2 separate regions of the Homo sapiens genome follow, and region 2 is linked to region 1. Evidence: read pairs that join two places in POLR2A ChIA-PET (ENCODE). Cell type or tissue: GM12878. All regions are shown on one strand.

Evidence for each region. Peaks named below come from ENCODE experiments on the same cell type or tissue, not always from the same donor. Only the 100,000 strongest peaks of a DNase experiment are listed, where the experiment ranks them.
Region 2: POLR2A ChIA-PET joins it to region 1 with 5 read pairs; 5 of 35 experiments call an interaction of 5 or more read pairs at or near these places.

What each region holds. Positions count from the first base shown.
Region 1 is chr1:169,040,806-169,048,805 of GRCh38, reverse strand. All of the region lies in intron 3 of LINC00970 (long intergenic non-protein coding RNA 970), which reads left to right. Among named protein-coding and RNA genes, the nearest start is that of LINC00970, 42 kb to the left of the region's middle. RefSeq lists enhancers at 3,506-3,635, 4,188-4,447. In GM12878, no CTCF peak of the experiment used is centred here; DNase peaks (open chromatin) are centred at 3,635 and 4,275; H3K27ac peaks cover 2,150 bases.
Region 2 is chr1:169,112,129-169,120,128 of GRCh38, reverse strand. All of the region lies in intron 2 of ATP1B1 (ATPase Na+/K+ transporting subunit beta 1), which reads right to left. Among named protein-coding and RNA genes, the nearest start is that of ATP1B1, 9.4 kb to the right of the region's middle. RefSeq lists enhancers at 3,537-3,726, 3,333-3,952, 5,556-6,198, 6,204-6,498, 5,951-7,150 and a silencer at 6,204-6,498. In GM12878, no CTCF peak of the experiment used is centred here; a DNase peak (open chromatin) is centred at 3,858; H3K27ac peaks cover 211 bases.

The sequences.
Region 1 (8,000 bases):
TCTGCCTCTCCCTTCTTAGAGAGCATTTGGGAGAGGTTATTGTAAAGGCAAGGGCACCATCGGAGTGCAGGTCTCTTACCAGAACTTTCCAAACCAATCTACAATGTAGGGCAGAGGAGAGGGAAAGTAAATCCCCTGTAGAATTGGTTGGGGCAAAGCCTAAAGCTGCCAGTCAAAAAGCTGAAATTTATTTGACTTCCTACGTTCTTAAACTTTGAAATTCGCGTGAAATTTTCATTCTAGTTTTTAAAATGTCTTGTTCTTAATGTAAAACTCCTCTTTTATCTACTTAACAGTTCAATTATTTGGCGCTTCCTACCATGTACATTTTCAATTTAAAGTGAGGCTACGCCAACCCCTGGCAAGGCTTGTGCCCCACATGATACCAACCAGCCAAGTACCTGCTTCCAGAAGCAATCTGTGGACAGAGCTTGCAAAGGTCCATGAGATCACTGTTGCAAACCGGGGAGAGGTCAAGGCAAGAGGAAGTATCTTGGGTAGATTGTAGCAACTTTCCCCTCCCACAAATCCTCTGTCTGGAAAGTCCAGGCAGTGAGTGATGACAGAAGCCAGGCACAGACCACATTCCTGCCACAGGTAAGGTCTGTATGGGTGAATTTCCAGACTGCACAGGTGGCCCTTGTAGGATGGCTGAGAGGCCAAGTGACTTGCTGCAGGCCGTCGTTCAGTGCCAGAGATGGCATCTCACTTCCATTATGCTTCACAAACTCTGGCAGGCTGCAGTTTCAGTTAGATGTAAAAGGAAAATTACTGACATTATTTTGAATGTTTTTCCTGTGTTGCCCCCACCCACCTAGGCTATTTTTTGGTGAAATCTGAATTCTCCTTTTGTTAAGGCTCCCTGGACTATAAGCTCAGGGAAGCCAGAGACTTTGCCTATCCTGTTTCTTGCAGAATCCCTAGTACCTAGAACCATGTTTGGCACATAGTATGTGCTTCATAAATATTTTTTGAATGATGGACTTTGAATATATTGAATTAAGGATACTTTGAAGGCTATCCTAGAATAAGAGAGAAGAAAGTACTTTGAGGGCAACTATAGTCTAAAACAAGTTCAGACAACAGGGATGGAAAGGAACAAATGAAGACAGGGCCCTGGACACCCAGGAGTGGATCTCAGAAGGCATCCAAGGAATGAAATGCTGGAGGAGGCAGTGGTGGGGACCTAAGTGTGGCCAACTGCAAGAGGCATTGCTCTAGTTCTCAGGAGCCCCGAGTGAGACCACAGCTCATCTCTACCTGTGCCAGAACCTCCGTGGGTCTGGGTCCAGGGTCTGAGCCGCATGATGCTCTTATGGACCCTGGAGAAAACTGTGCTCCATCCCCTTAGTGCCTCACCCAAGTCCTTACCAGGAAGACTGAATCTGATGACGAGATTTTCCTCAGTCCCTGTTCAACAATCTCTTCCTGTTTAATCACCCAGCAAAGTTTCAGGACACCTGTCAACTCAAAGTGGGGTGGTTTCCACATCCTGAAGGAGAGGCTGTGGGGAATCCCCTGAATTATTCCTGGTGGGAGGAGAAGTAGGAGGTGGTGCCAAACTTCACAAACTTGAGATAGCTAAGCTGGCACAGTGGTGGTGGAAGAGACCCTTGTTAGACTGTTCAAGGCCTTCTCTGCTAAGCATTTGGGGAGAGCCCAGTAAGTGGCTGAGTGGGGCCAGGCATCCCAGCCTCCCTGCTACCTGGCTGTCTGGCAGTCCTTTACTTCTCGTGCTCTCTTCTCATCAACAACAACCTGGCATTTGTCTTTCCAGACTCAAGAATTTTTGAATTATTGGGTTCTACTCCACCTGCTCCCTTAGGTACCCTGCCTCTCAAATTGGTATTTCCAAGGGAGGGAAAAGTTAAGCCAAAGGTTTCCCAGCTGCTTATCTCAGCTGAAATGATCTCAGTAGTGTGCACAGCGGTTGGGCACAAGGGCTCTGGAGTCAGCTCGCCTGTGTTCCACTCCTTGTTATGTCTTTACTAAACTGTCTAATCCTGGATAATGCATGTAATATTGGTAGACTCTAGAATTCTCCATAAAAGGAGGTTAATGATAAACCCCTGGTATCATTCTGAGGATTAAAATAGATAATGTACGTAAGGCATATAACACTGGGCTTGCCACAGAGCAAGTGTTCAATAAATGTCAACGATCATTGTTTTTGCCTCCCCTTTTTATGCTTCCTTTTTACCTTTGCCTACATTGCTAAGTGCTTTCACCTTGTTTCATGGTGAGTGTGTTTGTGGAGAGTGAAGATAGGAATGATAGGGCACAGAGGCATTTTTTTGTCTTATTTTTCAACTCACCTGATACATAAAAAAAATTGATGCTACTTATTGAGGACTGGGCATCACACATACTATGGTGTTTTTAAAGCATGTCCACAAATTTTCGGCACTATTTCAAATAAAAGGAGCGGTCTAATTCTGCTCTCCTAGAATACAGTCTGGTGGTAGTGATTTGCTTCTAATAAATAGAAGGCAATGGAAGTGATGTCACTGTGTGACTTTCCAGCCAGGCCAGAAAAGAGGATATGGTTTCACCTGTTTCTCTCTCAAGTGAGATACATGCCTTTGGAGCCCTGAGCTACCTCATAAGAAATCTGGAGACCTTGAAGGGACCATGCAGAAGGACCATGTGGTGGGTCCCAAAGGGATAGAGGGAGGTGCCTGGGGAGCCACAGCTGCTCCAGCCCCTGCTCCAGCTATTTGTCTTCCCAGCATGGGAACAAGACCTGTGAATGAAGAAGCCTTGAAATTGACCCCAGCTCTAGCCACTGACCAGTCTGCCTCAATCACCTGGGAGACCCCGATTCAGACTAGCTCAGCTCAGCTGCTCTCAAATTCCTGGCCTACAAAACCCACAAGAGCTAATAAACAGCATTGCTCTTGCAAGGCACTAAGTTTTGGGCTGATTTGTTATGTATTGCTAGATAACAAATAAACGCATGATATCAACTAATAACTCTGTGTGGCAGGTATTGTTATCTTAGTTTCACAAATGAAGAAACTAAGGTTTAGAGAACTTGAGAAGCATACATACAATACCGCTAGGGAGACACAGAGCTGGGACACAAACTTGTGTCCACGAGACTCCAGAGCTTGTCAAGGATCCTCTGCACCAGGAGGCTGCCTCACTGGATGCTGGAGGAGGTTGAAACAAATAGGTAAAATTGTGTTTTTCTGTATCTGCCCTACTAGCCTCTCATGATTCTAAGATTAAACACACGATCACATTGTGTTTGGAAGATCACCACCTGTTCAAAACACTCTAGGCTCATAGTTAACTGGCAGAACCAGCCCCTGAAGTGAATTTACTAAAAGGCTCTGTGTCCTGCGTCTCCTTAGGAACAGTGCTGGGTTTCAAAGTAGGCATCAGGGCAGGGCTGCTAGTTAAAGGGGGTGGTCAGCAGGCCCAGAGGGCCCAGGTTGCCCTGGGGAAGCCTGGAGAAGGCTGTGAAGTTCCAAGCTTAAGGCAGGCAAGGGAAGGCCATATGGTGTGTGGTGAAAAATGGCGGAGGAAAACAGAACAAACAAGGCTGAGGAGTGGGAGCACAGCTGAGAAGGAAGTGAGAAGAGCACGATGTAACGGAAGCTCTGGAGAGCAATGAGAGAAATCTTCACAGACTGGATGGCTGAATGCTCCCCAGAGACACAGAAGGGCTCTGCTGCTGCTGCCAAGGGGAAGCAATTGGTTTGATATTAGACCCAAGGGGATTTACATGCCAAGGTCCACTTTAGAATTTCTATCCTAACCTCTGAACCCATGTACTTCTAAAACGTATATGTAAATGTTTCTGAGAAGACAGGGTCCATTCATTCAGGTTAATGTCTATCAAGCATCTATTATGTGCTGGGTGACCAGTGACAATGGGACATATAGAATATAAATTAAACACATTTTCTGCCCAAGAGGAACAGGGTCTGGAGGGAAATGATAATTTTTGGACACCTATTGTGTGCCAGGTCCTATCTGGGGTGATTTACTTAAATTTTCTCATTTAATCTTGACACCTATTCTACAAAATAGGCATTACCTTTATAAGAAGCTGAGCTTAGAGAAATTAAATAACATGCTTAAAGTTATATACAGCAAGCAAGTGTGTGTGTTTTAACCCAGGTTAATCTAATTCTAAAACCCATAATTGTTCCGCTGTCAACCCTGCCTCTCAGGCTTATGGGTTCGCATTTCTGGGTGCAGATTTCATGGAACTGTGTACAGAGGGCTTTAAGTCAGCAGAGAGGAAGTGGTTAGTCCTGCCTTGAAGAAGGTGCAGGAGGGGACGTGGTTTCACAGAAGTTATTAGATCAGGGCAGTGTAGGGAGAGGAGGAGTTTAGTAGTTAGAGAAGGACACTGTAGACAGAGGGAGTTGCAAGTCAGAGGGAACAGTGTGCCAGGCATGGAATGGAGGAAGACATAGTTGGAAAGACAGGCCAGGGCTAGACTGTGAGAAACTGTTTCTTTTCAAAGGAATATGGGCAAAGGGAAGCACTGAGGTTTTTAAGCAGGAAAGTGACTTGATCAGATGTGCCTTTTAGAAAGGTCATCCTGATAGCTCTTGGCAGTATTGTTAGGAGCAGAAAGAGCCTGGCCATTTTCACTTAGATGTTGCACTGACCTCTGAATCTCAAAAATCTCACAGTGAAATGCATGATCTGTCTTCTTCCTGCTTGCAAACTCTTATCTACTCCTGGGTACCCAACTTGGTAAGCACCTCACCATCCACCCAACTGACCAGGCCAGGGGCCTTGGCTTGTACAGAGGTGGGTGTGCACAGATGCTGACAAAGCTTAAGCATCAGGGCCCCTCACTCACATGAGCACTCTCCAGGCCCTGCACTGAATTTTGTGTTTGCAGCTTTGTAGTCAAGAGCTGTGCTAATCTCTTAGTTGTGCCATTTTTTCTCTTAAACTCTTTCTAATTTGGCTTTCAGCCACTATCTGCCACCTGGATCCCTGTAGTGGGTTTTGCTTAGGTTAGCCTGCTTCTCTACTTGCCACTGGAAATTTTATTCTCAAAGTAATTCTTCTAAAACATAAGTCAGGTCATGTTATTCCTCTGCTTAAAACCCTGTCATAGTTTTCACTGAGAGTAAAAGTCAAAGCCCTTACATTGCGCACTAGGGCCGTGCATCTCCTGACTGCTGTTTCCTTTTTGAGTTTTTGCCCACCACTCTTCCTTACACTTTGTGCTGCTCTAGCCACACTGGCCTGGAGCCACTCCTCAACACTCAGGCCCGCTCCCATTGTAGGGTCTTGGCTTTAACCTTTCCCTCTTTCAGGAGGCCCCTCCCACAGATATTTTCTCACCTCCCACAAGTCTGTGCTCAAGTCTTGCCTTCTTAATGAGACCTATTCTGACTACTATTCTTTTTTCTTTCCAACTTGTATTTTAGGTTCAGGGGGTACATGTGCATGTTTGTTACGTGGGTAAATTGTACGTCACAGGGGTTTTGTGTACAGATAATTTTGTCAACCAGGCAATCAGCATAGTACCTGATAGGTAGTTTTTCAATCCTCTCCCTCCTCCTACCCTCCACCCACAAGTAGGCCCCAGGGTCTATTGTTTCCTTCTTTGTGTCCATATGTACTCAATGTTTAGCTCCCATTTATAAATGAGAACATGTGGTATTTGGTTTTCTGTTCTTGTGTTAATTTGCTTAGGGTAATGGCCTCTAGCTGCATCCATGTTGCTGCCAAGGATATGATTTCATTCTTTTTTTGTGGCTATATAGTATTCCATGGTGTATATGTACCACATTTTTTTTTTATCCAGTCCATCATTGATGGGCACCTAGATTGATTCCATTTCTTTGCTATTGTGAATAGTGCTGCAGTTAACATACATGTGCTTGTCTGACCACTATTTTTAACACTGCAACCTGCCCCTTCCCCTCTCCCCTGCAGCCCTGGTTTACCATATTTTCAGAGATAGAAATCATACACTTTTATGTAACCTATGTATTAGCTAATGCTCTGTATCTATATATATTGACTTCCCAATTATTGATAACAATATTGACTCTTCAGAGAATTTTAAAGCTCAGAAATCCTTTTCATATCTATTCTCTCATAGGAATTATTGCCTTCCTGTTATACATAATAAAACTAAGCTCAGAGTTAAGTGAATTGTCTATTAATAACTACCAAATTTTGGCACCTACTCTGTGCCAGACACTATAAATATATCATGGCCAATGCTTACAATAGACCCATGAAGTGGATATTGTTTTCTGTGTCTTGCAGTTGAGAAAGCTCAGTGTTTGACACTTATGTGATGGTCTAAGTTCCCATTGCCTGTCACATCCAGGACTGCTTGATTCCAGAGCCTGTTCTTTTTCCATTGTTGTTCCTGTTCATTTCATTTCTTCATGCTGCCTCCCAGATGTGGGCTCAGCAAGGGGAGATACCTTGACTTAGATTTCTTCTTATGCATTTTTGAGCTAGTTTTTAAAATTTTCCATTTTAAATTTTTATTGATGCCTAATAGATGAACATGGTTTCAGGGTACATGTGATAATTTAATACATTCATGGAATTTGTAAAGATCAAATCAGTGTACTTGGAATATCTATCACCTTATCTGTTTGCCTTTTCTTTATGCTAGAATGATTCAAATTCTTCTCTTCTTGCTATTTTCAAATACACAACAGCTTATTGCAAACTATAGTCACCCACTGATTTATTTAACACTAGGTCTTATTTCTTCTATCAAACTGTATATATTTATACCTACTACTCAACTTCTTTTCATCCTCTCTCCCCCGCTCCACTCTTTCCTGCCTCTGCAGCTACCAATCTACTATCTTCACGAGATCCAGTTTTTAGCTTACACATGTGACTGAGAACACATGATTTTTCGTCTTTCTGTGCTTCGCTTATTTCACTTAATATGATGACCTCCATATCCATCCATGTTGCTGCAACAACATGACAGGATATTTTTTTATGGCTGAATAACATTCCATTGCTTACATATGCCACATTTTATTTATCCATTCATCCATTGGTGGGCACTTACATTGATTCCATATTTTGACTATTGTGAATAGTGTTGCAATAAACATGAGAGTGCAGGGGTTGTTCTGATATATTGATTTCCTTTCTTTTGGATATATACTGAGAAGTGAAATTGCTGGATCACATGGTAATTCTATTTTCGGTTTTTTGAGGAACCTCCATACTTCTTCATAGTGGCTGTACTAATTTACGTTTCCACCAACAGCGTAGGAAGGTTCCCCTTTCTCTGCATCCTCACCAGCATGTGTTATTGCCTGTCTTTTGATAAAAGCCATTTTTGCTGGGGTGAGATGACGTCTCATTGTTGTTTTGATCTGCATTTCTCTGAAGATTAGTGATGTTGATCCTTTTTTCATATACCTGTTGGCCATTTGTATGTCTTCTTTTGAGAAATGTCTATTCAGATTTTTGCCCGTTTTAAAATTGGACTCTTTTTTTTTTTTTGCTGTTGAGTTGTTTGAGCTCCTTATATATTCTGATTATTAAACTTTTGTCAGATGGGTAGTTTGTAAATGTTTTCACCCATTCTGTGAGTTGTCTCTTCACTTTGCTAATTGTTTCCTTTGCTGTGCAGAAGCATTTTAGCTTGATGTAATCCCATTTGTCAATTTTTGCTTTGGTTGCTTGAGCTTTTGAGGTCTTCCACAAAAAGTCTTTGCCCAGACCAATGTCCTGGAATGTTTTCCCAATGTTTTCTTCTAGTAGTTTTATAATTTCAGGTCGTGGATTTAAGTCTAATATATTTTTATTTGATATTTGTTTAAGGTGAGAGATAGGGGGTCTAGTTTCATTTTTCTGCATACAGTTATCTAGTTTTCCCAGAAACATTTATTGAAGAGACTGTCTTTTCCTCATAGTGTGTTCTTGACACTTTTGCTGAAATGGAGTTGGCTGTAAATGTGTAGATTTATGTCTGGGTTCTCTATTCTGTTCCACTGGCCTGTCTGTTTTTATGCCAGTACCACCCTGAT
Region 2 (8,000 bases), 71 kb before region 1:
CTCTTTTCTTTATCCGAAGCCTGATGGCCTGAGAACTTCTCCTGGAAATTACCACAGATCAGCCCCCGGGTCTGTTCTGTTCTGGATAGTCTTAATTAGGACAGTTTTTGATGAGGTCTTCTCCAAAGATTAGAAAAATTCCTCTTCTCAAGTTATTTCTCTAAAGCAACTAGATACTCACAAGAGAAAGATGAAAGACCTTTGAAAGGATGTCCAAATCCTTTAAATCATTTACTTTAGGATTATCAGACTGTTAAGAAGAGATAGAAAGCAATGGGATTGGATTTGGTAATTATTACAGACAGTTCCCAACTTACAATGTTTGCCTTATGATTTTTCAGCTTCACAGTGGGTTTAGCAGGGTTAGTAAATGCATTTTTGACTCACAGTATTTTCGACTTACAATGGGTTACTAGAACATAACCCCATCCTAAATCGAAGAGCATCTGCATTTTGAGGCCACACCCAAATTCTCCAACCATGACATTCTCCAAGGGCTGCACAAATCCCACCTTGCTGACTGGAGTTCTCATGAGTCATATTTCACACTAGACCAGACGCTTTCTCCCATCATGCCCCTCTTTCTACTGCCCACTTCTTAAAGTTGTTAGTTATGACTCTGGACAAGGATGAGCTCTGTTTGCACTGGTAACTCCCAGAGGGCCAAAGACAGCAGAACACCCAATCGCTGGCACGCAATTTCAAGTTATATTCCAGGAAACAAATCTAACCTTTTCCCTCTCCAGTCTTCTAAACTTGAATTTACATTAACCACCCTGAGCTCTAGAGACAGCTTTGTTCTGATAGGATCATTTGCCTTAAGCTATATATCATTAATTAACAAAGCCACTTGAAGAGGCAGAAATCATAATCTGGGTATGTAAAATTTTAATATTTGGTTTTCAATGAGTATTTCAACTTTACATAAGATTTAGATTTAGAAAAAACTTCTGGCTTCCCACTTGCTTTTCAAAGACACATTTACCTGCCTTTGGTCCCCATCTCTTGAGAAATAAGGAAGATCCTCCATGTTTAGCTTTAGTAAGTGTTGATAGCACAAGGGGGAAAAGGCTTGAGGGAAAGGATTTTGTTTCTTTAGGTTTATAATGTAGCAAGTTCATCATTTCTCAATCTACATGTGAGTTTAAAGTATTTAAACTAGAATGTAGCCATTTCAACCTTGTAAGTTATTCAAATGCACAGCTGCTTGCACCTGTCATTTAATACATCTGATAAATCACTAGATCAAATCTCTAAATAGGAATCATTTCCCATGGAAACCTCCAGGAAGGTACCCATATGACTGAGAAGGGCACAGGAAGCAAAGAAATGCTTTTAAATGTAGCCATGCACAAATCATGTGTCTCCTATACATTCCGAGTTGAAAAGTAATTTCCAATTTTAAAAAAAATACACAGAGGTATGAATTCATACATACTCACACGTATATGTACACATAAACACACACATATGTATGCATACGCACATATATGAGATAGAAATTTCTCCTTTAAGTGCCACTCTGTAGGACCTAAGATATTTCTGGATTTTGTTTGTTTATTTTTGTTTTACATCTGTGAGTTGGTATCAACTTACCTAGCAAAGTAAGGGGAGAGGCACAGAAAAAAGGCGCCTTTGCACTTTCTGGAAACTAGCCACCTTTGACTCACCTTCTGCCTCCAGCTCCCAGACTCAGGCTCTGAGATTAGCAAGGAATAAATCTCCCTGCCTGCAGGCAGGGTCACATTCACACCCTCCGACACTCAGAATCTGCTCCCTTTACAAAGTCTTAGAAAACTGAATCCCCGGACTGTCTCTACAGCCAATCTGGATGTTTACCAACACTCAGGGTAAAGAAATCATTCCTCCTGTCTAAGCTAAATGCCGTGAACTCTGATTTAGGCTCTTCTCTGATCCGTCCTCTTCTTCCTGTGGCTGTATATTCACTTTCAGGCAAGCAGGGAGTTATTTAGTTCAGTTGACCTATCTTTAAAAATGCATATTCCATAGGGGCAAATCCTTGGTATTTTGTATAGCTCATAATTGTGCTTATTCTCAATACAATAAAGGAAAGGTGCCACTTTTATAAAAGAATAACATAAACAAATAGATAAATCCTAGTATTTTACATTAATTATGCTCAAGGCCAAACTGAAGAGCAAGTACATATAGTATATTTGACTTATCTAGATATAAAACATAACATTTGTTAAGTAATATCCTGAAACAAGACACTGCATTCTACATGACATTTGATAAGATCTACTCATGCATGTATGTGGGAAAAAGCTGGATGATACATCCCTGTTCCCTTCATCTCCCCAGCTTCTCACTAGTCTTGACTGCATCCGACAGACCAGCTGGTCATCAGATTACTAGCATGAGAGCACTGACCAACAGTTAAGAGCAACCAGTCCAATAACCCCATCAGATTTTATGGTAGAAGTGGACCTGTCAGGCTACTGCTCTTTCCACCCCACTTTCTATGACCCTTGGGTGAATGCAGCAAAAAATCCTTAAATGAAGCTTCACAAATCCAGCTTTTTTTTTTCCCCCACCATCACTCCCACAGATTTGTTACCTGGTCCTTCCTACTTATCAGGTCTCTGTTCTGCTTATTCATCATACAATGGGCATACAATGTAAGATCTGTTTTTCTGTGGCTCCAAGAACATTTTAAAGTAAATCATTAGGTTTCCTGTGTACCCAAGAGATGACTTACTAGTTGTACCCTTGTCTTTAGAAATAAAGAAATCACCACCTGGGTAGTTGAGTTGTTGAAGCCAAACAGAGTTCCCCCCACAAACCCTTTACCAAGTCATAAGGCTGTGCAGTAGCTTTTGGAAATCTAATTGCCACCAATGCTAACTCATCCACAAATTCTGGGACCAGGTAGACAGGATCCATTTGAGGGTGGGAAGGGAGGAGGAGAGGGAAAGTGAGAGACAGCTGGGTGTATACAGATACATCGCGTCAGCTGAGAGATTACAAAGCAGTGTATTCTAACTGGAAACACCTTACTGGCACTTTGCACTAACAACCCCTCCAAAGTATAAGGAAGCCAAATGTTTCTAATTTCCCCTTATTTCTCCTTTGAAGTGTGAGTGAGAGATAGTAATACAAGTATGAGGTAGTTTGCGGGGGGTGGAAAAATTAGGTATTCTGAGACTGACATAATGACTTCTCAGGAATTTTACTTAATCAAGCTGAGATAGAATGATAATGACTCGAACCCTAATGGGTTTTTTGTTTGTTTTGTTTTTGGTTTTTTTTTTTTTAGATGGAGTCTTGCTCTAGTTGCCCAGGCTGGAGTGCAGTGGCACGATCTTGGCTCACTGCAACGTCTGCCTTCCGGGTTCAAGTGATTCTCCTGCCTCAGCCTCCCAAGTAACTGGGATTAGAGGTGCCTGCCATCACGCCTAGCTAAGTTTTGTATTTTTAGTAGAGATGGGGTTTCACCATGTTGGCCAGGCTGGTCTCAAAATCCTGACCTCGGGTGATCTGCCTGCCTCGGCCTCCCAAAGTGCTGGGAATACAGGTATGAGCCACTGCGCCAGGCCCCTAATGAGTTTTAAGATTAGATATTTCCTCTTTACAATCAAGATGAAACTGAAACTGCTGGTGGTGCCAGTGTGGTCAGCTGGTCTGCATCCACCCCACTTCTCCTGCCCGATTCTGATTACCAACAAGCCAAGAATATGACCCTTTGAAAATGTGTCTGCTAGCACTGAGCCGTCTATACTTCAGAGCTAAACAAACAGCCACCCACAACCTTAAAAGAGAGAACAGCAGCATACATTCATACCTGCCTACCAGGAAGCAAGCCAGCTGGGAATCTCCCGGACCCACCGATTGACACACAGTGACCTTCATTTCACTCCACTGTTGCTAAGTGAGCCTGAGGTGGGGGAAGGGCAATGGCGGATGTGAAGAAGAGACTTTTCCATTACACCACTGGGCAGGCAGCAAGGCAAGCAGGGTCAAATCAGGGCCAGGGCTTGGTAGCCTGAGTGTGTGTGTATATCCATGAGCATGCGTGTGTGTGCACGCTTGCATGTCCGTGGGCATGCACGTGGGTGTGCGTGCCTGTGCCTGCTCAGCCCTCTCCAGCATAGCTAATTGCTGCGTCTCTCCCCAGATCCAACTGCATCAACAGATGAGAAGCGATGCTGCAGAGCAGCACTGCAGGACTGCCTAAGGGGGTCTCCTCTGGAGAAAAGCTTGGCAGGCGCTAACCCAACAAGCATGGGTTTGTTAAAGGGAGAGACTGCACAACAAATACAATGCCATTTAAATTCACTTTAAAATTTTTAAAAACATGTTTCCCAAATGTCTCTTAAACATTTCCATGGAAAGCTAAGGTTTTATTGACTCCATGAAAATCTAAGTGTGCAAAGCATCCCTGTCATATCTGGAAATTTAGTGTCCAAAAAGAAGAAACTGCTGCTTCTAGTAGAAAGATAGGGCTATAAAAACCCTGGACCAGGTGCGGTGGCTCACGCCTGTAATCCCAGCACTTTGGGAGGCTGAGGCGGGTGGATCACCAGAGGTCAGGAGTTTGACACCAACCTGACCAATATGGTGAAACCCCATCTCTACTAAAAATACAAAAATTAGCTGGGCATGGTGGCGCGCACCTGTAGCCCCAGCTACTCGGGAGGCTGAGGCAGGAGAATCGCTTGAACCCAGGGGGCAGAGGTTGCAGTGAGCCAAGATCATGCCACTGCACTCCAGCCTGGGCGACAGAAGAAGACTCCCTCTTGAAAAAAAAAAAAAAGAAAAAAAGAAAAAAACAGAAGTTGCTCTCAACAGTTACCCTACACTTAATACCATTGGTTTTGCCACCATAAAGTACTATTTGCTTTATATATGTTTATCATCTCATTTAGTTCTCACAGAGCATATGATTCCCCACCCCCCTTTTTTTTCTTTTTTTTTTTTTTGAGATGGAGTCTTCGCTCTGTCACCCAGGCTGGAGTGCAATGGCACAATTTCGGCTCACTGCAAGCTCCGCCTCCCGGGTTCACGCCATTCTCCTGCCTCAGCCTTCCGAGTAGCTGGGACTACAGGTGCCCGCCACTACGACAGGCTAATTTTTTGTATTTTTTAGTAGAGACGGAGTTTCACTGTGTTAGCCAGAATGGTCTCGATCTCCTGACCTCATGATCCGCCTGCCTCGGAAGTGCTGGGATTACAGACGTGAGTCACCACTCCTGGCCCCACCCCTTTTTTTTTAACAGGAGACTTAAAAAAATTTTTTGTGTGTGTGTGGATATGGGGTCTTGCTATGTTGCCCAGGCTGGTCTTGAACCCCTGCCTTCAAAGGATCCTCCTGCCTCAGTCTCTCAAAGTGCTGGGATTACAGGCATGAGCTACCACACCGGCTGCAACACGACTTTGTAAGGAATATCATGTGCATTAAACGGCCACCATTGTTCAGGGCCAAGAAGCTGTACACATTCACCATTTTTTCTTACATTTCACTTCCATTCTGTAGTTTAGTCTCTCCTCTCAGATTTCATGTTTGGCCTCTCAGTTTATCCAATATTATCGCCATACAGGCCCAAATACACTCACTGCACAATTGCCACTGCTTGATATGGCCACATTCACACGTTATTGAGAAGAGATCCAACTACAAGGTATTCCGGTGTACAAAGGGCAGTCAATACCCAGTCAGGCTGGATTTGCATTCATGCCTCAAATTCAGCTGATAATATTATTAGTAAGTCTTTATATCTTTAAATCATATGCAAACTTTCACACCCACTAGGTGTATCTAACTCAAATTTACAATTTTCCCTCTTTAACTAAACATGAAAATGGAGGCTTTAAAGATACTAATGTGAAGCCAAAAAATTGTCAGGGTATTCTTAAACACACTGTTTGTCTGCATACTTAAGGAGTTATTTCCTATGCAAAATACAAACTTCTAACACGTACTCTGAAAAATGCCAAGGAGGGTCCTTGGCATTGAAAAATGCCAAGGAGGGTCCTCAGGCAACACAGGGCCATAAGGGGTGGCCCAAGAGCTGCACTTTGTGGCAGCCGGCACTCTGCTGGCCTGGCCTGATCAAGGTTCGGCACTCTGCTGGCCTGGCCTGATCAAGGTTACTGTCATTTTCATATGAATGTCATGTCCCTTGGTAAAGGCCCCCGAAAAACCCCACAGGGTAAGGCAGGTGAAGAGGAGGGGCCTGGCCTAGACTCTCCTGAAAGGTGATGGGGGAAGGGATGAGGAAAAGAAGAGACAGAAATTACCAGGCCAAAGAACAAGGAAGATGGAGGACTGAGGACTTTTCCTGTGACTCAGACCACAGGACAGGAATGCATTTTTCCAAGATGAGCCACCAGCATTCCTTTGGAGAAGTCAGGGTTTGTCAGGTCAGTCCAACTGCTGTGAGCACACTAAATATAGGTACTAAGAACATGTCTTTTAGGAAGGGGATGGAAGGAAGGGAAGGGAGGCACCGTGAGAGGGTGTTGGAAAGGACTGAGCACTTCAGCCAGTTGATTTACAGGCAAGGTCATTTCCAAGTCCTTACTTACAAGGTTGGGCCCTTTGGCTATTTCTTTTCCAAAGTTAAATTTTCCTTTCTGCAAAGGGCACAAAGAGAATTTTTAGTTTCATTAAAGGCTGACTCCTCAAAGTTTATATAGTCAAGGACCATTTTTTTTTTTAATCTAGGAAATTTCCTGAAGAAAATATTTGACTTTGTAGTCGTATTTGGCTTTGAGTATAAGAATTATAAAACAGCAGCAGGCCAGGCATGGTAGCTCATGCTCACACCTCCCAGCACTTTGGGAGGCCGAAGTGGGTGGATCACCTGAGGCCAGGAGTTCGAGACCAGCCTGGCCAACATGGTGAAACCTTGTCTCTACTAAAAATACAAAAATTAGCCAGGCATGGTGGTGCATGCCTATAATCCCAGCTATTTGGGAGGCTGAGACAGGAGAATCGCTTGAACCTGAGAGGCGGAGACTGCAGTGAGCTGAGATTGCGCCACTGCACTCCAGCCTAGGTGACAGAGCAAAACTCTGTCTCAAAAAAAAAAAAGAATTATAAAATCACATCATGATGGAAGAATAACTTTTAAATGGCATAACAAAGAACAAAAACAAAATATCCGCACCAATTAAAATTACAACTAATGGTACCACAAAGTTCTAGCAGAAGAGGACATGAAAAGACACAATGCTTCCCTATCACCATACCCAACGTAAAACATGTTTCAGCTTCTCTGCATACTCCAGAATTCTTGCTTCAACCTTTCCACAGACCCACCTCTTGTGGAAAACAGTTGCTGGAAACTGGATTATTAAGCAGGTTTAAGTTATGTTATTTACTTACGTGATTTTTTTTTTCCACTTCCCCAATCCCTCAGCTCTAAATTTATCTGGAAATATTTTGAGTTTTTCTTACAGTGGAGAACTATTTGACTTAGGGCTACACAACAATGCTTGCCACCTCCGTATTTTGAAGATCTTCCTCTGTGAATCCTTCCCACATTCAAGGAGGTACGCAGGAAAAGCCTGTGGCAGGCAGTAGCCCTTGATCTAGGCTGCTCAGGGCCACGTAGATCATCTGAAGATTGTCACCTAAATACAGCTGTTACTAAACCTTTGCCAAGGGAAAGCAGAGAAGGGACAAGTCATTGCCATCCCTCAGCAGCAGCTTCAAGGTCATTCGTAAGTGAGAGCCCGGAAGTTATGCAACACTTTCTCTCTAGGTCCTCCAGACAATGATTTTTACAACAGCCAGATGGTAAATTCACGTTTGTGGCTATTCCACTGCCTTGTCCTATCAGCATCAGGCATGATGGCCATGGGCCTTTCACGACTGGTGTGGACACACATAGCTCTACACTGATGGCACCCAAGTCACAGCAGGGACTCGTGTGGCAGTTTGCATTTCTTATGATAATCTTTTTGTTCACCCAAGTTTTTAAGAGCTAAAAGAGACAGTTAATTAAACTACAAAGTGGGACCAGAAAGCTGGC